Linked DNA regions of Homo sapiens: region 2 is linked to region 1. Evidence: read pairs that join two places in POLR2A ChIA-PET (ENCODE). Cell type or tissue: PC-9. All regions are shown on one strand. Links, peaks and the distances in the headings refer to the core of each region. The heading gives the core; the rest is flanking DNA.

Region 1 (12,165 bases), core at 5,193-7,692:
AGTCTTCCAAGGAGATCAAAGACATCCTCATCCAGTATGACCAGACCCTGCTGGTAGCTGATCCCCGTCGCTCTGAGTCCAAAAAGTTTGGAGGTCCTGGTGCCCGTGCTTGTTACCAAAAATCCTACCAATAAGCCCATCATGACGATCAAAATTCACCTGTATAAGTTTTTGAGAGATTTTAAAATTTCAAGAAAAAAAAATTAGCTGGGTGTGGTGGTACACACCTGTAACCCAGCTACTCCGGAGGCTGAGGAAAGAGAAACGCTTGAACCTGGGAGGTGGAAATTGCAGTGCGCCAAGATCGCACCACTGCACTCCAGCCTGGGCCTCAGAGTGAGTCAAAAAAAGAAAACAAAAAAAAGTTATTAGGCCGGGCGCGGTGGCTCACGCCTGTAATCCCAGCACTTTGGGAAGCTGAGGCGGGCGGATCACGAGGTCAGGGGATGGAGACCATCCTGGCTAATGCAGTGAAACCCCGTCTCTACTAAAAATACAAAAAATTAGCCGGGCGTGGTGGCGGGCGCCCGTAGTCCCAGCTACTCGGGAGGCTGAGGCAGGAGAATGGCGTGAACCCACGAGGCGGAGCTTGCAGTGAGCCGAGATTGCGCCACTGCACTCCAGCCTGGGTGACAGAGCGAGACTCCGTCTCAAAAGCAAACAAACAAACAAAAAGTTATTGCATTTTGGGGTAGTCTGTTTCAATAAAAAGAAAAAGGAAAAAAAGAACGAAGCAACAGAAGACAAAGCAGAGATTTATCCAAGACAATTCACAGAGTGGGAGCGGGCTGGAGCACCTCCCCAATTAGGGTTGTCTTTGTTTTTTTTTTGAGACGTAGTCTCGCTCTGTTGACCAGGCTGGAGTGCAGTGACATGATCTCAGCTCACTGCAACCTCTACCTCCCGCGTTCAAGCGATTCTCCTACCTCAGCCTCCTGAGTAGCTGGGACTCCTAGCACGAGCCACCACGGATGCGCCACCACACCCGGCTAATTATTGTACTTTTAGTAGAGACGGGATTTCACCATGTTGGCCAGGCTGGTCCGAAATTCCTGATCTTGAGTGATTTGGCCGCCTTGACCTCCCAAAGTGCTGGGATTACAGGCGAACCACCGCGCCAGGCCTGCCAGTTAGGGTTTTTATTAAGCTAAAAAGGACCCGGCAACACCCCTAGGTGCCCTTCAGAGGCCTCCAATTGGTTACACTCTATGAAGGGTTGGCTCATGACCAATCAGAGCCCAAGTGGAGACCTGGCTCGCAGTCAATCAGAGGCTGGAGTGGCTTATTATCATGGGAGGGAGAATAGAGCCTGTATGCACCTGTGGCTCTCCTGCCTCCATGAACTGACTGCACCTGCTATTCTGTTGCTTATGCAAACTGGCTGTACCTGATGAACCCCCAGTTACCCTAATTCCCTATTCTCTGCCACACCAGCGCTTTGGGAGGCTAAGCCTGGAGCCCTGGAATTGGAGGCTGCAGGCTCACTTGAGGCTGAGAGTTCAAGACCAGCCTGGGCAACATAGCAAGACCCACCCCATCTGTACAAAAAGAAAAAAAGAAAGAAAAAAAGGAATCCGAAGAGAAAAAAAGTTGAGCAAAAGAAATTAGACAAATGGGCCGGGCGCGGTCACTCCTGCCTATAATCCCAGCACTTTTCAGGCTGAGGTGGGCAGATCACAAGGTCAGCAGTTCAAGACCAGCCTGACCAACATGGTGAAACCCCGTCTCTACTAAAAATACAAAAATTAGCCAGGCGTGGTGGCACGTGTCTGTAATCCCAGCTACTCAGGCGGCTGAGGCAGGAGAATCGCTTGAACCCAGGAGGCAGAGGGTGGCCCGGCCTTCTTCTTTTCTTTGAGATGGAATTTCACTGTTGTTGCCCAGACTGGAGTACAGTGGCACTATATCGGCTCACTGCAACCTCTATCTCCCGGGTTCAAGAGATTCTCCTGCCTCAGCCTCCCAAGTAGCTGGGATTACTGGTATGCATCACCACGCCTGGCTAATTTTTTGTATTTTTAGTAGAGACGGGGTTTCACCATGTTGGTCAAGCTGGTCTCGAACTCCTGACCTCAAGTGATCCACCCACCTAGGCCTCCCACTGCGCTCAGCGAGAACATTTTCTTGGAGGAGAGAGAGACATTCACTGGGAGGGGACATGAGAGAGTTTCTTTGGGAGCTGGTAGTAGTCTCTGTTTAGATCCTGGTGATGCTTATTCACATGTACACGAATATAAAAGTTCATTGATTTTAAGATTAGGGCACTTCACCAAATAGAAATTATGCCTCAATAGGCCGGGCATGGTGGCTCACACCTGTAATCCCAGCACTTTGGGAGGCCTGGGTGGGCAGATCACGAGGTCAGGAGTTCGACCAGCCTGGCCAACATGGTGAAACCCCGTTTCTACTAAAGATACAAAAAATGAGCCAGGTGTGGTGGCGCGCACCTGTAGTCCCAGCTACTCTGAAGGCTGAAGCAGGAGAATCGCTTGAACCCGGGAGGCAGAGGTTGCAGTGAGCCGAGATCACGCCATTGCACTCCAGCCTGGGTGACAGGGTGAGACTCCGTCTCAAAAAAAAAAAAGGAGGGAGGGAGGAAGAGAGGAAGAGAGGGAGGAAGGAAGGAAGGAAGGAAGGAAGGAAGGAAGGAAGGAAGGAAAGAAAATAAATTATGCCTCAATAAAAACAGTAAATTTGGCCGGGCGCAGTGGCTCACGCCTGTAATCCCAGTACTTTGGGAGGCCGAGGCAGGAGGATCAAGAAGTCAGGAGTTTGAGACCAGCCTGGCCAACGTGGTGAAATCCTGTCTCTACTAATAATACAAAAATTAGCCAGGCATGGTGGCACATGCCTATAATCCCAGCTACTCGGGAGGCTGAGGCAGGAGAATCGCTTGAACCTGGGAGGCAGAGGTTGCGGTGAGCCGAGATCCGCCATTGCACTCCAGCCTGGGCAACAAGAGCGAAACTCGATCTCAAAAAAAAAAAAAAAAAAAAAAGAGTAAATTTGAGAAAATAAAATATGAATAAGTGTGAACATCCATACACTCCAAATATAACAGTTCCAATAAAAATACATTTGAAATGATAATAGAATATAAAAACAGGCCAGGTATGGGCCGGGCCGGTGGCTCACGCCTGTAATCCAAGCACTTTGCGAGGCTGAGGCAGGTGGATCACGAGGTCAGGAGATCAAGACCATCCAGGCTAACACAGTGAAACGCTGTCTCTACGAAAAACACACAAAAAATTTAGCTGGATGTGGTGGCAGGCACCTGCAGTCCCAGCTACTCAGGAGGCTGAGGCAGGAGAATGGTGTGAACCCGGGAGGCAGAGCTTGCAGTGAGCCGAGATCACACCACTGCACTCCAGCCTGGGCAACAGAGCGAGACTCCGTCTCAAAAAAAAAAAAAAAAAACACGCCAGGTATGGTGGCTTACACCTGCAATCCCAGCACTTTGTGAGGCTGAGGCAGGAGGATTGCTTGAGGTCAGGAGTTCAAGACCAGGCTGGGCAACATAGCAAGACTGTGTCTTTACAAAAGATACAAAAATTAGCTGGGCATGGTGGCACACATCTGTGATCCCAGCTACTGAGGAGGCTGAGGTGGGAGGATCGCTGAGCTCAGGAGATGGAGGCTGCAATGAGCCAAGATCATACCACTGCATTCCAGCCTGGGAGACAGTGAGATCCTGTCTCTAAACAAACAAACAACATCAAGAAAAAAACAAAACAAAACAAAAAACAACCTGGGATAAACCTAAAGCAGCACCTAGAGGGAAATGTATAGCTAATTTGATAAAATTGATTGATCTGGGGCTGGGTGCAGTGGCTCATGCCTGTAATCCCAGCACTTTGGGAGGCTGAGACGGGCGGATCACTTGAGGTCAGGAGTTGAAGACTAGCCTGGCCAACATGGTGAAACCCCATCTCTATTAAAAATACAAAAATTAGGCCAGGCGCAGTGGCTCCTGCCTGTAATCCTAGCACTTTGGGATGCCAAGGAGGGCAGATCATTTGAGGTCAGGAGTTGGAAACCAGCCTGGCCAACATGGTGAAACCCTGTCTCTACTAAAAATACAAAAATTAGCCAAGGCTGGTGGATGGCAGCTGGAATCCCAGCCACTCAGGAGGCTGAGGCAGGATAACGGCTTGAACCCGGAAAGCAGAGGTTGCAGTGAGCCGAGATCGAATCAGTGCACTCCAGCCTGGGTGACAGAGCGAGACTCCCTCTCAAAGAAAAAAAAAAAGATTGATTGATTTGGAGAGACTGGGGCAGGACAAGTTGGGAGCCATGAAAGACGTTATTTTATTCACCACCCACTACCCTATGGACCAGACCCTGGTCAGCTGATTATGGGGCTGCAGGCTGGCCTGGCTCTCCAGGAAGAGAAAGGAGGAATGGGCAGGGTCTCAACTCCCCAGCCCTGGGTCTGGCCTTGATTTACAACTTGTCTTCTATGAATCAAATGGCATCGTAAATGGCCCGGTTTGGGAAAGGGATTTGAGGAGTGCATGGGGGAGGGCATTACAGGGTGGTGGGCCATGGGGGTGGAGTGCTGCCCTCCCAGAGTCTCTCCTGGAGGTGGCAGCCTCTTCCTGAGGGTAGGGACAGAGACAGATGAGATGCTTAAGAGTAAGACAGGGTTTGAGGGCAGGGCTGCCTTGGGAATGGAGGGAGAAGAGTGTAGACTGTAATTCCAGTTATACTGGCTGTGACCTTAGGTAACTCCCTTGCCCTTTTCGGCCCCAGCGTTCGTCCTCTGTGAAAAGGGGGTTCGACATGAAGAAGTGGGGATCAGGAAGAGATTAGGAAGACAAGCTCCAGGACTGACAGCCTAGTCCAGTCTTGTTCTGCTACTTCCCTGCTGTGTGACTTTCGATAAGTGTTGCAACCTCTCTGGGCCAGCCTTACTTTCCTGATTTGTAAAAACGGCAGTACCTTCTAGACTCCCAGAAGAAAAGTAAATTAAAAAAAAATTGGCAGTACTCACTTCATAGGACTGTTGGAAAATTAAACTAGTGAATACCCATTAAAGTCCTTGGACCCTGAAGTCAGATGGCTGGGGTGATGGGAGATGGGTTGGGGAAGTGGGTACACTAGAGCCTGATGACCTAGAAAGAGGCTGACAATACAGTCTGACGTCGGGGAGAAGCCTGGAAGTTATTTCCACCAAAGCCTGAATCCATTCTTGGCAGCCTTGTACCTGTTTGATTCCCAGTTCTGCCCCCTTCCAGCTGTGTGACTTTGGGCAAGTCACTTAACCTCTCTGAGCCTTATTGTTGGGGACGTTAAATAAGTCAACATATGTAAAGCACTTAGCACAGTACTTGACATACAGGTGTATTCAATAAAAGTTAACTGTCAGGGCCTGGAGTGGTGGTGCGCGCCTGTAGTCCCAGCTACTCGGGAGGCTGAAGCGGGAGGATTGCTTGAGGCTTGGAATTGGAGGCTGCAGTGCACTCTGATTGTGCCTGTGAATAACTACTGTGCTCCAGCCTGAGCAACATAGCGAGACCCCATCAAGAACCCATGTCTAAACAAACAAACAAACAAACAAAAGCTTCTTTGTGGAGTGGCTGTTTAATGTCCATGTTAACCTCCTTCGAGCACATTCTCCTGTCAATGAAGAGGCTGGAAAGCTAAAGACTAGATTTTCCAGAGGGAAAGTAGGAAAGTAGTTCTGGGGCCCGAGCAGTGTTCCTTCAGCCCTTCCAACGATTTTGTCAGTGCCTAATACATGATAGTACAGTCCTTTTTTTTTTTTTTTTTTTTGAGATGGAGTCTCGCTCTGTCGCCCAGGCTGAAGTGCAGTGGTGCGATCTCGGCTCACTGCAACTCCGCCTCCCGGGTTCACACCATTCTCCTGCCTCAGGCCCCGGAGTAGCTGGGACGACATGCGCCTGCCACCACGCACGGCTAATTTTTTTTTTTTTGTATATTTTTGTAGTAGAGACAGGGTTTCACCGTGTTAGCCAGGATAGTCTCGATCTCCTAACCTCGTGATCCGCCCGCCTCGGCCTCTCAAAGTGCTGGGATTACAGGCGTGAGCCACTGCGCCCAGCCAATAGCAGAGTCCTTTCTATTTAAGCTGGGTAGTGGTTACTCTCGCCTACATCTGCCAGATACAGTTACTATTATTTATTTAGTCAACAAATACTCATTTACCTTGAGGGCACTGGGGAGCCATGGCAAGCTCTGAGGAGGGGAGGTCAGCAGGTAGGGTTTAGGTGGGAATGGCAAAGACTGGGACAGGAGTCCAGGGAGGAAGTTGGGTCAGGAGGGACAGTGGAGGCGGTCTTGAGCTAGAGTGGGCAGTGGAGGGGCAGAGGTCGGATTGACAGTCGGGCTCTGGGGGGTGGGATGAAGATACGTGATGAGGGTTGTAAAGCTCCCCAAGGCCAACTGTTTCTTTAAGACTCAAAGCAGAGGGAGCTCACGGCACAAGGTCCTGCTGGAGCGTTTGATTGGCTCAGCCCAGGTCACTGGCCTGGACCATTGCTGCAAGGGATTCTGGGAAATTGAGTTTCTGGCATCTTTGGCTTCTCCAAAGGAGGAGGGCTTACAGTGGGGAATCCCCGAACATAGAAAAGGCTTCTGGCACTGTGTGGCTAAAAAGAATGTGCAATGGGCCCGGCAGGGTGCCTCACGCCTGTAATCCCAGCACTCTGGGAGGCCGAGGTGGGTGGATCACCTGAGGTAGGAGTCTGAGACTAGCCTGGCCAACATGGCAAAACCCCTTCTCTACTAAAAATATAAAAGTTAGCAGAGCGTGGTGGCCCATGCCTGTAGTCCCAGCTACTCGGGAGGCTGAGGCAGGAGAATCGCTTGAACCTGGGAGGCGGAGGTTGCAGTGAGCTGACATCGCACCATTGCACTCCTGCCTGGTGATAGAGCAAGACTCCATCTCAAAAAAAAAAAAAAAAAAACAAACCCTCCCACAAGGTGTGGCTGGACCGTGCCACCCAAAATGCGTGTGGCATGGATCCAGCCTCTTCCCTGCTTATGACCCTCAGTGCCTCCTGTCAGTCTCACAGTGGGATGATGATGATGATTTTTTCCATTTAATATTTTAAAAAATTATTCTAAAAAATTTTTTGTAGGTATTTAGTAGGTGTGTATATTTATGGGGTATATGAAACGTTTTGTTCTTTTTTTTTTTTTTTTTTTTGAGATGGAGTTTCACTCTTTTTGCCCAGGCTAGAGTGCAATGGCGCGATTTCGGCCCGCAGAAACCTCTGCCTCCCGAGTTCAAGCGATTCTCCTGCCTCAGCCTACCGAGTAGCTGGGATTACAGGCATGTGCCACCACCCCGGCTAATTTTGTATTTTTAGTAGAGACAGGGTTTCTCCACGTTGATCAGGCTGGTCTTGAACTCCCGACCTCAGGTGATCTGCCCACCTCGGCCTCCCAAAGTGCTGGGATTACAGGCGTGAGCCACTGCACCCGGCCATGAAATGTTTTGATACAGGCATGCAACTTGTAATAATCACATCGTGGAGAATGGGGTATCCATCTTCTCAAGCATTTATCCTTTATATTACAAACAATCCAATTATACTCCTTTAGTTATTTTAATTAATTTTTGTGTGTGTGAGACAGGGTCTCACTCTCTTGCCCAGGATGGAGTGCAGCAGTGGCTCGATCACAGCTCACTGCAGCCTCGACTGCCTGGGTTCAAGCAATCCTCCTGCCTCAGCCTCCTTGTTTTGATTTTTAGATCCCACAAATAACTTGTGATGTTTGTCTTTCTATACCTGGTTCATTTAACATTTTCTTTTTCTTTTCTTTTCTTTTTTTTTTTTTTTGTGAGACTGAGTCTTGCTCTGTCACTCAGGCTGGAGGGCAATGGTGCCATCTCAGCTCACTGCAACCTCCACCTCCTAGGTTCAAGCAATTCTTATGCCTCAGCCTCCTGGCTAGCTGGGATTACAGGCGTGTGTCACCATGCCAGGCTAATTTTTGTACTTTTAGTAGAGATGGGGTTTCACCATGTTGGCCAGGCTGGTCTTGAACTCCTGGCCTCAAGTGATCCACCCGCCTCCGCCTCTGCCTCCCAAAGTGCTGGGATTACGGGCCTGAGCCACTGTGCCCGGCCCATCTAACATTTTCACTGTCAATCACAATGGGATTAAAACTCCTCCCACAGCCCCTAGGGCACCATGGGTCTGCTCCTGTCTCCCCTCCAACCTCATCTTCTTCCTCCCACTCTCTCCTTGGCCCCATCTGCTCCAGTCCCCTGGCCTCCTTCCTGTCTGTCCTCAGATGTGCCCAGCCATTCTCACCTCAGCGCCTTTGCACCTGCTGTTCCCCCCAGAGCCGCACATGGCTGGCTCCCTGTTCTCCTTCAGGTCTCTGCTCAGATGTCATCTTCCCAAAGAGGCCTGCCTCGACCTCCCCTGCTGCTGTGCCGTCCCCTCATCTGTGACCCTCTTGCACTATCACCTCCAGGACGGCGGGGGTTTTGTGTTTTGTTGTAGCCTCAGGAAGTGCCTGATAGATCCCTGTTTCGAGACCAGTTCCATTTGGTTTTCTGGGCCTCAGTTTCCGTAACCGTGAAGGAGACCCTCGGCAATCTGAGCTTGCTGGGAAAGGGCTGGGCCCCATGTAAATATTTCTAAAGCACCCCTCTCCCCTCCCCCCTCAGATCAGGAGTCTGAGGGAGAGGCACAGAGGCTCCCTTTCTCTAAGCCAGTCCTCACCTGCCTAAGAAGATGTGAAGGAGACCCAGGAGACCCTGGGATAGGGAGGAACTCAGAGGGAAGGGACATTCTTTTCTTCGTCGCAATCCTGGGAGCTCCCTGGAGGAGGAGACCCGATCAGCCTGCAATCCTGGCGCGTCCCAGGAGGAGAAAGCGGCTTCCTCTATACTGTACTCTCCTCCACAGAACCCCCCTCTCAGCCCTGGAAGTCCTTGCTCACAGCCGAGGCGCCGAGAGCGCTTGCTCTGCCCAGATCTGCGCGAGTCTGGCGCCCGCGCTCTGAACGGCGTCGCTGCCCAGCCCCCTTCCCCGGGAGGTGGGAGCGGCCACCCAGGGCCCCGTGGCTGCCCTTGTAAGGAGGCGAGGCCCGAGGACACCCGAGACGCCCGGTTATAATTAACCAGGACACGTGGCGAACCCCCCTCCAACACCTGCCCCCGAACCCCCCCATACCCAGCGCCTCGGGTCTCGGCCTTTGCGGCAGAGGAGACAGCAAAGCGCCCTCTAAAAATAACTCCTTTCCCGGCGACCGAGACCCTCCCTGTCCCCCGCACAGCGGAAATCTCCCAGTGGCACCGAGGGGGCGAGGGTTAAGTGGGGGGGAGGGTGACCACCGCCTCCCACCCTTGCCCTGAGTTTGAATCTCTCCAACTCAGCCAGCCTCAGTTTCCCCTCCACTCAGTCCCTAGGAGGAAGGGGCGCCCAAGCGCGGGTTTCTGGGGTTAGACTGCCCTCCATTGCAATTGGTCCTTCTCCCGGCCTCTGCTTCCTCCAGCTCACAGGGTATCTGCTCCTCCTGGAGCCACACCTTGGTTCCCCGAGGTGCCGCTGGGACTCGGGTAGGGGTGAGGGCCCAGGGGGCACAGGGGGAGCCGAGGGCCACAGGAAGGGCTGGTGGCTGAAGGAGACTCAGGGGCCAGGGGACGGTGGCTTCTACGTGCTTGGGACGTTCCCAGCCACCGTCCCATGTTCCCGGCGGGGGGCCAGCTGTCCCCACCGCCAGCCCAACTCAGCACTTGGTCAGGGTATCAGCTTGGTGGGGGGGCGTGAGCCCAGCCCCTGGGGCGGCTCAGCCCATACAAGGCCATGGGGCTGGGCGCAAAGCATGCCTGGGTTCAGGGTGGGTATGGTGCGGGAGCAGGGAGGTGAGAGGCTCAGCTGCCCTCCAGAACTCCTCCCTGGGGACAACCCCTCCCAGCCAATAGCACAGCCTAGGTCCCCCTATATAAGGCCACGGCTGCTGGCCCTTCCTTTGGGTCAGTGTCACCTCCAGGATACAGACAGCCCCCCTTCAGCCCAGCCCAGCCAGGTACTGCACGGGGCGGGAATCTGGGTGGGGGCCAGAGTAGGGGATTTCTGTGGGTGCTAGAGGCTTGGCTTGGGAAAGGGTCTGTGTGTCACCCCTTGCTCCACCAACATCCTCCTATACAAAGGCAGGTCGGTGCGTGGGAAGGTTGACCCTTGTGTGTCTGGGAGGCCCCTCCATCTGTGAGGCTGCCTGAACCCCCCACTGGGACCTGTGATTTCTGCGGCACAAGTCTTGGGTTATGGGGAGGGATCCGAGATGAAAGGGGTCCTGACAGCTGCCAACTGTCACCCCCTGCAAGGGGCTGTTGAGCCAGGCCTGTGTTCATTACAGTTTGTCGCCAACACTGGCGCCACAAGCCGTGGGAGGTGTGTCTGTCGCCTAGCAGAGTCTGCAAGAGCAGGTGTCGCAGGCTTTCTTTGCGTTTGCTACTGTGTGGGTCCCTGTGACCTTGTTTCTGACTTAGTAGCGGACACATGAGTGTCCTGGGCATGTCCTTGAGTTTGGAAGTGTGACTGTGTGACTTAGTTTACAGTGTGATCTGGGGAGTCTGCGGTGGTGGGGGTGTGTGGCTCTGGGGCTTTCTGCTTATGTCTCTTGTGGGGGGGGTCACCACCCTGCCTCAGTGCCCTCTCCTGGGGTGTCCCTGGCAGGGATTAGGGGGGCATCCTCTGAAGGGAGGGGGTCTGGGCTGCCATCCCAGGATGTCCTTGAGCCCCGAGGCCTGGACCCGTGTCCTCCCAGCCACCCTGGCCCACCTGTCTTGGGCCTGCTGACTTGGTGCAAGCCGAGCCCCGGAATGTGGGGGTGGGGCGGGGCAGCAGCTGGGGGTGGGATGGCAGGCAGTTGCCAGATTCTAAAAATAACCACCCTGGACAGCAGCACCCAAGGTCTTTGGCGGGTCCCTGTTCCTCTTCCCTGGCTTCAGCTCACCGTGGTCCCAATCTCCCTCCCACAATCCCACCTGCTTCCCATCCCCGTCTCCCACCGCTGCTGGAGGCCCCTTCTCCTTTCTGGGTCCCTTCTCCTTTCTGGGTCCAGTGAATAAAATAATAATAACAGTAGGACCTGGCGCAGTGGCTCACACGCATAATCCCAGCATCTTGGGAGGCCGATGCTGGAGGATCACTTGAGGCCAGGAGTCCCAGACCAGCCTGGGCAACATAGTGAGACCCCATCTCTGCAAAAAAGTAGTAATAACAAATAACAATAATAGCAGCCACCAGGGTTCCAGGCTCCAACTCCATGCCAGGGCCTGTGCTCAGCCAACCTCATGGCCAAGCTCAGAGGATCCTGGCAATCCTACGGGGCAGGCTCAGTTCACAGGAGACAGAGGTCCAGAGAGGCCTAGTGACTGGCCTGGGGTCACACAGCAGGGAAATGGCATAGGTGGGATTTGAACCTGCCTCTGACGACCCAGAGGCTGAGCTTTTCTTCCCTTCTGAGCCCTGTGGGAGAACTGTCAGCAGGCAGAGGTGGGGGCAGCTACCCAGCCCTCCCCCGACCCAGCCCTTTGTCTTTGGATTGATAATCCAAGAACCTGCTCACATACTCCCAGCAGCACCCTCACCTCCACCTTCTCACCAGCTCCTCGCACGAACCTTTAAAATAACAACAACAGGCCAGGTGCCGTGACTCATGCCTGTAATCTCAGCACTTTGGGAGGCAGAGGTGGGCGGATCACTTGAGTTCAGGAGTTCAAGACCAGCCTGGCCAACATGGCGAAACCCCAACTCTACTAAAAATACCAAAAAAAAAAATAGCCAGGTGTGGCACACGCCTGTAGTTGCAGCTACTCAGGAGGCTGAAGCAGGATAGTTGCTTGAACCTGGGAGGTGGAGGTTGCAGTGAACTGAGATTATGCCACTGCACTCTAGCCTGGGCGACAGAGCGAGACTCTGTCTCAAACATAATAATAATAATAATAATAATAGCAGCTAAGTGAAATAATGCTTATTGTGTACCAGGCACTGTTCCGAGAGCTACACCTGTATTCACACATTTAATCTTTTCAACACTCCCATGCGGCAAGTGCTGTTAGGATCCTCATTTTCTAGATGAGTAAATTGAGGCACAGAGGTTAAGCAACTTGCCCCTGGCCACACAGCTGGTTGTAGGTAGCAGAGCTGGGAATCAAACCCTGGGCTGATTCCAGAA
Region 2 (12,165 bases), core at 3,168-5,667, 430 kb before region 1:
CGAGATCGTACCACTGCACTCCAGCCTGGGTGACAGAGTGAGACTCTGTCTCAAAAAAAAAAAAAGAAATTGAATTAAGTTAAATTTAAAAATAATTTAAAAAACCAGCTGGGCATGGTGGTGTGGGAGGGTCATTTGAGCCCAGGAGTTCAAGGCACTGATCTATGATGGTGACACTGCACTCCAGCCTGGGCAACAAAGCAAGACCCTGTCTTTCTTTCTTTCTTCCTTTCTTTTCTTTTTTTTCTTTTCTTTCTTTTTTTTTTTTTTGAGACGGAGTCTTACTCTTGTCCCTCAGGCTGGAGTGCAATGGCACCATCTCAGCTCCATTCTCCACCTCTTGGGTTCAAGTGATTCTCCTGCCTCAGACTCCTGAGTAACTGGGGTTACAAGTGCCCACCACCACGCCCAGCTAATTTTGTATTTTTAGTAGAGAGGGGGTTTCATCATATTGGTCAAGCTAGGTTTAAACTCCTGACCTCAGGTGATCTGCCCGCCTCAGCCTCCCAAAGTGCTAGAAGTATAGGCATGAGCCACCACGCCCGGCCACACCCTGATAATTTCTTTTTCTTTTTCTTTTCCTTTTTTGAGACTGGGTTTCGCTCTTGTTGCCCAGGCTGCAGTCCAACGGTGCCATCTTGGCTTACTGCAACCCCCGCCTCCCAGGTTTAAGCGATTCTTCTGCCTCAGCCTCCTGAGTAGCTGGGATTACAGGCACGTACCACCACACCCGGCTAATTTTGTATTTTTAGTAGAGATAGTATTTCGCCATGATGGCCAGACTGGTTGGTCTCCAACTCCTGACCTCAGGTGATCTGCCCTCCTCGGCCTCCCAAAATAGTGGGATTACAGGCGTGAGCCACCACGCCCGGACACTTCTTGTATTTTTAGTAGAAATGGGGTTTCCCCATGTTGGCCAGGCTGGTCTTGAACTCCTGATCTCAGGTGATCCGCCTACGTCAGCCTCTCAAACTGCTGAGATTACAGGTGTGAGCCACCGCGCCCAGCTTAGTCTTTTGATTTCAATTTCCTTATCTGTAAAATGGGGCCACAGGAGACCCTGCTTCGTAGAGTAGTTGTAAAATGATGTGGGAAGCTGGGCACGGTGGCTCACACCTGTAATCCCAGCACTCTAGGAGGCCAAGGTGGGCGGATCACTCGAGGTCAGGAGTTGGAGACCAGCCTGGCCAACATGGTGAACCCCCATCTCTACTAAAAATACACAATTAGCCGGGTGTGGTGACAGGCACCTGTAATCCCAGCTACTAGGGGGGCTGAGGCAGGAGAATTGTTTGAACCCGGGAGGCGGAGGTTACAGTGAGCCGAGATCGCACCACTGCACCCCAGCCTGGGCGACAACAGGGAAACTCAGTCTAAATAAAATAAAATAAAATAAAATAAAATAAATGAATAAAATGATGTGAGTTTTCTTTTCTATGGGCACCTGGCAGCTTTTATCCTTTTTTATCCATTTTGTCCAATTCGTTCCACGTGCCCAGCACAGAGCCGGCATCTGGTGGCCACCAGTGAGCGCAGAGAGGGTCGGGGGGCGGTTTTAAGGATGAGGAGACGCATGAGTGGAAGGACAGATGGGTAGATGGTGGCTGAAAGGGTGAGGGAGTGGATGAGTGAATGAAGCCATGAGTGACGTGTGTGGAAAGACGGATGGATGTGTCTGTGGACAGAGGGGCAGAGGATGTCTACCTTTTCCTGTGGAGCCTCCTGCGTGTAGGCTGAAGGTGAAGACTCCAGATCTAAGCACACTTCTTCAAAGAAAGCCGCTAGGGAGGGAGACCAGAGGGGCAGCCAGAGTGGAAATGCTTCTCCCACACCGCCCAGCTTCAGCCACACCGTCCCTGCTAGCCGGAGTCCCCGTCTCTGGCGTTCTCCTTCAGGATCTCCCACCCTAGGTCCAAATCCCGCTCACAGCCCACTCCCCTGGGTCACCTCCAACACACAGAGTGAGCTCAAGTCCTGCTATGGGCTTCTAAAGCCACCCATGCACCACACCAGCCTGTGGCTGCTCCCCCACTAGGCCGTGGGCTCCTTGAGGCAGGGCCAGGGCAGGATTCACCCCGGGCACCCAGGATGGCCCAGCGCAGGCCTGGGCACCGTATGTTTCCCGAATGAACTAAGCATCAGGGCCAGGCCTGGGCCTCACCTTGGGTCAGGTACTCCATGTCATCCTCCAAGATCTCGTCTGGCAGCAGTTTCCCTGGGGAGCTGAAAAGGCTAGGGCTGAGCCCGAGGATCTCACTTGGGTGGCCTGTTCCACTCCAGACATCAATCTGGGGAGGCCCCAGGAACAGTGGGCTCCCTGGAAAGGGAACAGCAGACTCAGGGGTGTGGCCAGAGATCACCCTCTGCCCTAGCACAGCAGCTGGCATTGAGGAGATAGTGCCTGATGCTACGGAAAGCGAATCTCAGTTTCTCATTTTGAATTCTTGATCACAGAAATGAAGAGGCAGCCGGCTGCGATGGCTCACGCCTGTAACCCAGCACTTTGGGAGGCCAAGGTGGGCGGATCATTTGAGATCAGGAGTTCAAGACCAGCCTGGCTAACATGGTGAAACCCCGTCTCTACTAAAAAATACAAAACTTAGCTGGGGGTAGTGGCACGTGCCTGTAATCTCAGTTACTCAGGAGGCTGAGGAAGGAGAATCGCTTGAACCCAGGAGCAGAGGTTGCAGTGAGCCGAGATCGTGCCACTGCACTCCAGCCTGGGTGACAGAGTGAGACCCTGTCTCAAAATTTAAAAAAAAAAGAAGAAGAAATGAAGCAAAATGATGTTTGGCATTATGTCAGGGATGGCCAAAAAAAAAGAAAAATCAATATCATAATGTGCAAAGTCCCATAGGCTGATTATAACTACCTGCAGCTCTGCAACAAGAAAGATTCTGAGGTCAGATGCGGGGGCTCACGCCTATAATCCCAGCGCTTTGGGAGGCCGAGGCAGGTGGATCACCTGAGGTCAGGAGTTCGAGACCAGCCTGGCCAACACGGTGAAACCCTGTCTCTACTAAAAATATAAAAATTTGCTAGGCGTGGTGGTGCACACCTGTAATCCCAGCTACTCAGAGGCTGACACAGAATCACCTGATCCTGGGAGGCAGAAGTTGCAGTGAACTGAGATAGTGCCACTGCACTCTAGCCTGGGAGACAAGAGTGAAACTCCGTCTCAAAAAAAAAAAATGGATTCTGAGGTCGGGAGCAGGGGCACGTGCCTGTAATCCCAGCACTTTGAGAAGCTGAGGCAGGACGATCCCTTGAGTCCAGGAATTGGAGGCCTCAGTGAGCTGTGATTGCGCCACTGCACTCCAGCCTCAGGGCGAGAACTTGTCTCAAAAGAAAAAACAAAACAAAAACACAAAAAGAGTTCGGAGGGGTGGTTCATGCCTGTAATCCCAACACTTTGGGAGGCTGAGGCGGGCAGATCACCGTAGGTCAGGAGTTTGAGACCAGCCTGGCCAACATGGTGAAACCCCATCTCTACTAAAAATACAGAAATTAGCTGGGCATGGTGGTGGGCACCTGTAATCCCAGCTACTCGGGAGGCTGAGGCAGGAGAATCACTTGAACCCAGCAGACAGAGGTTGAAGTGAGCTGAGACTGCGCCACTGTACTCCAGCTTGGACGACAGAGTGAAACCCTATCTCAAAAAAGAAAACAAACAAACCAAAAAGACCCAGAATGATTCTGAGGCCATGTCTGGGCTCAAGGAAAGAGTGGTGATTGATTGTCAAGCCTCCGTGGCAGCGGTGGCGGAGAGCTGGCAGGTGCACTGTGTGTTTGCCTTCCCTGTGCTTAGGGGATCTCCATTCCCTTTCCCGCCTCCTCTCTTCCATAGACATCCTCAGACTGAAAGTATGGGAAGGCCCACACCAGCCTACAAGGAGGAGAGACAGAGTTGCAGTCACCTTGGGGGCTGTTCTCTGGGGTCCAGGCAGGGAGCCAAGGGTCAGCGTCTAGGGACCCTTTGTCCACATCCTCGCTGGAATCATAGAACACCAGCTTCTGCCTGCAAGAGGTGGAGTTTCAGAGTCAGACTCACAGACTCTGGGCTAGAAACTGCTATGGGGCCCCTTTGGCACTCTGCACTGGCCCCTGGGGGAGTGCTGGGGGTGTAAAGCTCAGTCAGTCGAGGCTCCCATCCTCAGGGAGCTTACAGTCTCATGAGGATAGCCCAGCCCGTAAGCAGTGCTGTGACCGAGGGCGCTGGAGGATGATGAGCCAGTGGAGAGCAGTGGGCTCAGCCTGAGGGATGGGCAGTTTTCCAGGGGCACAGGGAAGCAGGCTATCCAGGAAGAAGTACTGGAATGTGAGAAGCTCAGAGGGGCTGGCGCAGGGCTTCTGGGGAATGGCAAATGTGTGGCAGTGTGAAGTATAAGAGTCATGGGTGAAGGGCAGGAGAGAGGGCTGACGAGGTGAGTTGGGGGCCACTGAAGGTCTCAAAGGCCAGGTGAAATATCCGGGCCGGGTGCAGTGGCCCATACCTATAATCCCAGCACTCTGGGAGGCTGAGGTGGGAGGATTGCTTGAGCCTACGAGTTCAAGACCAGCCTAGGCAACATAGGGGGACCTCATTTCTACAAAAAATAAACATAAAAAAATTAGCTGGGTGTGGTGGTGTGCACCTGTGGTCCCAGCTACTCAGGAAGCTGAGGCAGGAGGACTGCTTGAGCCCTGAAGGTTGAGGCGGCAGTGACCTATGATTGTGCCACTGCTCTCTGGCCTGGGCGACAGAGTGAGACCCTGTCTCAAACAAACAAACAAACAAAAATATTGGACTCTATGCTGCAGGCCTGAGGAAGGGCTTTAAGCCACAAACTCCGTGGTCAACGTCTCTGTGTTGGAAAAGCCATGTGGTCACATGAGGATGGGATGGAGGGGCAACAGGTGAGGCAAAGAGACTGGTGAGGAAGCTGTGACCATGTCTGGGAAATGGGAAGTCAGGCTTTCCTGCGAGCTCACAATGGCAGACACAAAGCTGGGCCTCCATTGGTGCTCAAGGGGCACCCGCAGAGGACGTGACTTGGCCTGTCTTCCCACTACCCCTCACCCACGCCAGACCAAACCCCTCAGCACCACTCACTCAGTGCCCTGGGGACGCCCTTACCTGGGATGGGGCTGGGTCTTGTTGAGAAAATGGATCCTCGCCACATCTTCCTGAGCCAGGAGCGCAGGGAAAGGTGCGTCATCCTGGACACTGCCCTGGCACCAGCAGCCTAAGGGGCAGATCAGGATGACCATGCCTGGGGACTGGACCAAATTCCAGGAAGCCCAGAAGCAGGGGACAAAGGGGTGCCAGCTTCTGCCACACACCCTCTCACTCCCCAATCCTAGCCCAAACCTCAGGATGCAGGGTGTCACGTTGGTGTGAGGCTGAGGGGTGCCCCAAATCACCCCTGGGTTTTTTGAATCCCACATCCCTATCAGAAGCTGTAATGGGGGCTGGGCACCGTGGCTCATACCTGTAACCCCTGCACTTTGGGAGGCTGAGGCGGTGGATCACGAGGTCAGGAGTTCAAGACCAGCCTGGCCAACACGGTGAAACCCCGTCTCTACTAAAAATACAAAAATTAGCCGGGCATGGGTGCGGGCGCCTGTCCCAGCTACTCAGGAGGCTGAGGCAGAGAATTGTTTGAACCTGGGAGGTAGAGGTTGCAGTAGCCGAGAGTGCACCACTGCACTCCAGCATGGGCGACAGAGCAAGACTTTGTCTCAAAACAAACAAAAAACTCTAATGGGCCCGGCACAGTGCCTCACACCTGTAATCCCAGCACTTTGGGAGGCCAAGGTGGGCGATCACCTGAGATCAGGAGTTCAAGACCAGCCTGGTCAATATGGCAAAACCCTGTTTGTACTAAAAATACAAAAATTAGCTGGGCGTGGTGGTGCGCGCCTGTAATCCCAGCTACTCGTGAGACTGAGGCAGGAGAGTCGCTTGAATCCAGGAGGCAGAGGTTGCAGTGAGCCGAGATTGTACCACTGCACTCCAGCCTGGGCGACAGAGCAAGACTCCATCTCAAAAAAAAAAAAAAAAAGAAAAGGCTGAATGAACAAATAGAGGAACGAGATGACTTGAGGCCTCAAAGCCTCGAGCTCCGACCTCCCTCCCTCTGGCCTAGCTCTCTGCTTGAAAGCATCACCACACGTTTTCCAAACCAGTGCAGTGACTGGGGCATGGGAGAGCCAAGTGAGGCCTGAGGCGGAGGCCCTGCCCTCCTCCCTGGTTCTGTGATGGGAAGCCCACACAAGACAATGACGCTGATCTCATCCCCCCATTACAGCCACGACACAGCCTGAGATGAAGACCACCAGAGCAAGGCCACAAGCTTGAGAAGTAAGAGGCGGTGTTTCCTATTCACTGCTGCAGCCCCCACTACGGGTACTGTGTCTGGGACACAGCAGGTGCCCCCAGAGTGGCATCTTACTGAAAGACTAAGTTCAGAGTGAGGAAAGAGACCCACTTGAGATGTCACAGTGGATGGTGTCCTCGGCCAGATCCAACAGCGTCAGCTGGGACTGTCCTCCTTTTCTGTCACCTGGAGGTGAGGATGATGCAGGCCTCGGGTGACCGCAGGAGTCAGGGCACCTTGGAGGGGTAGTGGTCCCCCCTGTGCCACTTCCTTTCTGGTCTGGGGATGGGGCCACCAGCTTCTCAGGCTTGTTCAGGGCCAGAGAGCGGCGAGGCTTCGGGGTCCGAGTCTGGCTTTCTGGGGGAGCAGAGGTTCAGGTGTCAGAGGGGCCTGGGAGTCACCTGCCTGTCACCAGAATAGGGTTCAGGTGGGAAACATCCTTGTCAGTGTCAAAGCTATGCCTGGCCTGGTATGGGAATGCCCAGATCCTCAATCACAGGCCTCTTTGTTCAACCCCTGTCCACCTGTCAGAATCATCTTGCGACCTTTAAAAAACACTGGCCAGGCGCAGTGGCTCATGCTTGTAATCCCAGCGCTTTGGGAGGCCGAGGCAGGCAGATTACTTGAGGTCAGGAGTTCAAGACCAGCCTGGCCAACATGGCGAAACCCTGTCTCTACTAAAAATACAAAAATTAGCTGAGCATGGTGGCACATGCCTGTAATCCCAGCTACTCATGAGGCTGAGGCAGGAGAATCGTTTCAACCTGGGAGGCAGAGGTGGCAGTGAGCTGTGTCACTGTACTCCAGCCTGGTGGACAGAGTGAGAGTCTCTCTCAAAAAAAAAATACTGATGCCCAGGTTCTGCCATAGACCAGTGAACCCCAAGTTTCCGGGTGTGAGGCCTCAGTGCTAATACAAGGAGGAGCTGGGAGTTGAACCCCGGCACAGGGTGCTGAGAAGGCCCCCAGAGTAAGGACATCCCTGGAGAAGGAGCCCTGCTCCTGGGTGACCTGGGCTTCTAGTTCTGCCTCCAGTGACAGCTTGTACCTGATGCCTGGGTCAGCTTCTTCTTCCGAGGCTTCTGGCACGCCCCCTGGAGACAGGACTTCTGAGAGCTTGGGGAGCTGGAGGGGGTAGAGTGTCTCCTCCGCCTGGCTGGGCCCCAGGCTGGTTTCTGACCCAGCCCTGCAGGGATGGAGAGGGAAACAGCTCAGATCCCCCACCCCATCTGCATCCAACTGCAGTTCCTGCCTTCCAGACAATGCTCCTCAGTCCCGGGTCAGGGTGGGCCCCCAGGCTGACTTTACAGTGTGGAAACTGAGGGCTTATCCAAGGCCGCTCAGTCAGGACTGTGAAAGTAGAGGGCAAGAACTCAGGTTTCTTCAGGGCTGTTTTGGGCCTTGGCTCAGTGGGAGAATGGAATCAACACTTCCCCAGACTGGGCACCTTGAGGATGCTTCACCCTCTCCCCGCCCACACCAGTACCTCCTCCCGCCTTCCTCAACACAGTGAGGGTCTCCTAGCCGACCCCCTCAAGGTCACTGGGGCCTTTCCCTCTGGCCTCTCGATTCTTCCTCATTAACATCTTCTAGGTTTACTCACTTCTATCCACATTCTCATCTACAGCGCTAGCTTGGGCCTAATTGTCCCGTCTAGATCACTCCGAACAGTGTCTTTCCTCATCTCCCTGACTCCAGTCTCTCACTTCATGACCAGTCCTCAACACTACATGTCAGGGACAAAAATTAGCTGGGTGTGGTGGCGGGTGCCTGTAATCCCAGTTACTTGGGAGGCTGAGGCAGGAGAATCGCTTGAACCCAGGGGGTGGAGCTTGCAGTGATCCGAAATTTCGCCACTTCACTCCAGCCTGGGCGAAAAGAGCGAGACTCCGCCTCAGAAAAAAAAAAAAAAAAAAAGAAGAAGAAACTATCTGAGTAAGAGCTTGCAGGCATGAGAAGACACGCGCGGGGTGTCTGGGGACAGGCAAGTCATTGGGTGTGATTGGAGGTCTGCGTGGCATGGAGATGATGTGTGTGGGCTCTGAGCCAGGCCCTGACTCAGGCTCATCTCTGTGACCTTAACCTCTCTGGGCTTCAGTTCCATCACCTGCAAAACAGGACCACATTAGCTTTTCCCTTCGGTATTTGTCCTGACGATTAAATGTGAGTTAATACATAGAAACAAGTCAGGCTTGGTGGCCCACTCCTATAATCCCAGCACTTTGGGAGGCCAAGGCGGGAGAATTGCTTAAGCCCAGGGGTTTAAGACCAGCTTGGGCAACACAGTGAGACTCTGTCTCTACAAAAAAACAAACAAAAATATTAGCCAGAGCCAGGCACGATGGCTCACATCTGTCATCCCAGCACTTTAGGAGGCTGAGATGGGTGGATCACTTGAGGTGATACCAGCTTGGCGACCACGGCAAAATCCTGTCTCTACTAAAAATATAAAAATTAGCTGGGTGTGGTGGCGGGCGCCTGTAGTCCCAGCTACTTGGGAGGCTGAGGCAGGAGAATGGCTTGAACCTGGGAGGCAGAGCTTGCAGTGAGCTGAGATCACGCCACTGCACTCTAGTCTGGGCGACAGAGAGAAACTCCATCTCAAAAAAAAGAAAATTATCTGGATATTGGTGGCACGTGCCTGTAGTACAAGCTGCTTAGAAGTCTGCGGCAGGAGGATTGCTTGACCCCTGGAGTTTTGAGTCCTGGGATTTTGAGGTTACAGTGAGCCATGATCATGCCACTGCATTCCAGCCTGGGTGACAGAGTGAGACCTTGTCTCAAAAAAAAAAAAAAAAAAAAACGGCTAGGAGCAGGGGCTCACAGCTGTAATCCCAGCACTTTGGGAGGCCAAGGTGGGTGGATCACCTGAGGTCAGGAGTTTGAGACCAGCCTGGCCAATATGGTGAAACACCGTCTCTACTAAAAATACAAAAAAATTAGCTGGGTGTGGTGGTGAGTGCCTGTAATCCTACCTACTCGGGAGGCTGAGGCAGGAGAATCACTTGAACTTGGAAGGCAGAGGTTGCGGTGAGCCAAGATCACGCCACTGCACTCCAGCCTGCGCAACAAGAGCTAAACTCTGCCTCAAAAAAAAAAAAAGAAAGAAAGAAACATACCACAGCACCTGGAACATAGCAGTCCCCTAAGGCTAGATGTGCTGGGTGCTGTCGCTGTTACTGTAGTGTAAAATATACTGGCAGAGGCCCGGGAGGCAGAGGTCGCAGTGAGCAGAGATCACGCCACTGCACTCCAGCCTGGGTGACAGAGTGATACTCCGTCTCAAAAAACACACAAAAAACAAAAAACAAAACAAAACAAAAAGCACAAATAAATAAATAAAATACGCTGGCAGAATGGTAGGAGATGAGGCTGGGGAGGTTTGGCAGGGACTAGGAAGGCAGGGATGAGATCCCAAATGGTTTCCAGCACCTGGCTATGGAGGGAAGTGAAGAAGATGAAAATTACTGAGGGATTTTATGCCAGGGGAAGGTCATGATCAGATTTATTTTATTTTATGTATATATTATTATTATTATTATTATTATTATTATTATTATTATTTGAGACACAGTCTTGCTCTGTTGCCCAGGCTAGGGTGCAGTGGCGTGATCTCGGCTCACAGCAACCTCCGCCTCCCAGGTTCAAGTGATTCTCCTGCCTCAACCTCCCAAGTAGCTGGGATTACAGGCGCCAGCCACCACACCAGCTAATTTTTGTATTTTTAGTAGAGACGGGGTTTTGCCATGTTGGCCAGGCTGGTCTCGAACTCCTGACCTCAAGCGATCCGCCCGCCTCGGCCTCCCAAAGTGCCGGGAGTACAGGCATCAGCCACTGTGCCCGGCCTGTTTCTTCTGCCTGGCTGGGCTTCCCTGCATCTCCTACAGTCCTGAAGGCCCAGCTCCAAGGCCCCTCTTCTCTGAGGCATCTTGCATATCTCTCTTTGTCCCCTATACCAGGCCTTGACAGAAGGGTCACTCAGTATCCCTGATGGCTGGAACAACACTTGGAACATCACAGGCACCAGGAAACACTGGCTGAACTACTTACCCGCAAGTCCACCTTCCCCAGTGGTGATGTGGCATTTGAACAAGGCCTTGGCGGCATCGATGTTTCTCTGGAGGTACTGAATGTACTGCAGGACATGCACCAGAATCTCCTTCTGCCTCAAAAGAAAGACAGGGTTGGCCAGGCTCACGCCTGTAATCACAGCACTTTGAGAAGCCGAGGTGGGCGGATCATGAGGTCAGGAGTTCGAGACCAGCCTGGCCAGCATGGTGAAACCCCGTCTCTACTAAAAATACAAAAAATTAGCTGGGTGTGGTGGCACATGCCTGTAATGCCAGCTACTTGAGAGGCTGAGGCAGGAGAATTGCTTGAACCCGTGAGGCGGAGGTTGCAGTGAGCCAAGATCACGCCGTTGCACTCCAGCCTGGGCAACATAGCGAGACTCTGTCTCAAAAAAAAAAAAAAAAAGAAAAAGAAAAAGAAAGAAAGAAAGACAGGGTTGAGCACAACAGCCAGGGCTCAAGACAATGTGGGGCTGCTGGGGACCAGAGACACAGCCTGAAGCAAAGGTTGCAGTGAGCTGAGATCATGCCACTGCACTCCAGCCTGTAGCTGTAGCCCCTGTCTCACTGGTCTGCAGTGAGGGCTAGATAGCAGAACAAGAAGGTCTCTGCCGACTGAAGAATTGTTGGGGTGGGTGGGGAATGGGGTCCTTCCTGGAGCCTCTGTGTCTCTGGTCCCCAGCAGCCCCACGTTGTCTTGAGCCCTGGCTGTTGTGCTCAACCCTGTCTTTCTTTCTTTTTCTTTTTCTTTTTTTTTTTTTTTGAGACAGAGTCTTGCTATGTTGCCCAGGCTGGAGTGCAATGGCACGATCTCAGCTCACTGCAACTTCTGCCTGCCAGGTTCAAGCAATTCTCCTGCCTCAGCCTCCTGAGTAGCTGGGACTAGAGGTGCGTGCCACCAGGCCCAGCTAATGTTTTGTATTTTTAGTAGAGACGGGGTTTCACCATGCTGGCTAGGCTGGTCACGAACTCCTGACCTTGTGATCTGCCCGCCTTGGTCTCCCAAAGTTCTGGGATTCCAGGTGTGAGCCACCACGCCCGGCCAATAGTCTTTTTTTGTTTTTTTTTTTTGCGCTTTTTTTTTTTTTTTTTTTTGAGACAGAATCTTGTTCTGTCGCCCAGGATGGAGTGCAGTGGCGCAATCTTGGCTCACTGCAAGCTCCGCCTCCCGGGTTCATGCCATTCTCCTGCCTCAGCGAGTAGCTGGGACTACAGGCGCCCTCCACCACGCCTCGCTAATTTTTTTGTATTTTTTAGTAGAGACGGGGTTTCACCATGTTAGCCAGAATGGTCTCAATCTCCTGACTTCATGATCCGCCCACCTCAGCCTCCCAAAATGCTGGGATTACAGGCGTGAGCCACTGCGCTCGGCCTTTTTTTTTTTTTTTTTTTTGAGACAGGGTCTCTTGCTCTGTTGGCCAGGCTGGAGTTTAGTGGTACCATCTCAGCTCACTTCAACCTCCACCTCCTAGGCTCGAGCAATCCTCCTGTCTCAGCCCCACAAGTAGCTGGGACTACAGGCGCATGCCACCATGCCCAGCTAATTTTTTGTATTTTTTATCGAGATGAGGTTTCGCCATGTTGTTCAGGCTGGTCTCAAACTCCTGGGCTCAAGTGATCCACCCGCCTTGGCCTCCCAAAGTGCTGGGATTACAGGCATGAGCCACCACACCTGGCCTCAGTCTTTTTTTTTTTTTTGAGAGGGAGTCTCGGTCTGTTGCCCAGTCTGAAGTGCAG

Evidence for each region. Peaks named below come from ENCODE experiments on the same cell type or tissue, not always from the same donor. Only the 100,000 strongest peaks of a DNase experiment are listed, where the experiment ranks them.
Region 2: POLR2A ChIA-PET joins it to region 1 with 12 read pairs; 2 of 35 experiments call an interaction of 5 or more read pairs at or near these places.

The regions. Positions count from the first base shown.
Region 1 is chr19:45,320,667-45,332,831 of GRCh38, reverse strand. CKM (creatine kinase, M-type) reads left to right here and starts at 9,957. Exons shown (of 8, transcript NM_001824.5): 1 at 9,957-10,011. It also overlaps the pseudogene RPS16P9. RefSeq lists an enhancer at 8,991-9,233. In PC-9, for the core only: no CTCF peak of the experiment used is centred there; a DNase peak (open chromatin) is centred at 6,521; H3K4me3 peaks cover 921 bases; H3K27ac peaks cover 317 bases.
Region 2 is chr19:45,749,030-45,761,194 of GRCh38, reverse strand. It overlaps MEIOSIN (meiosis initiator), which reads right to left. Exons shown (of 15, transcript NM_001310124.2): 5 at 10,409-10,520; 6 at 7,407-7,544; 7 at 6,471-6,716; 8 at 5,117-5,225; 9 at 3,918-4,018; 10 at 2,162-2,317; 11 at 1,705-1,781. Among named protein-coding and RNA genes, the nearest start is that of DM1-AS, 13 kb to the left of the region's middle. In PC-9, for the core only: no CTCF peak of the experiment used is centred there; no DNase peak of the experiment used is centred there.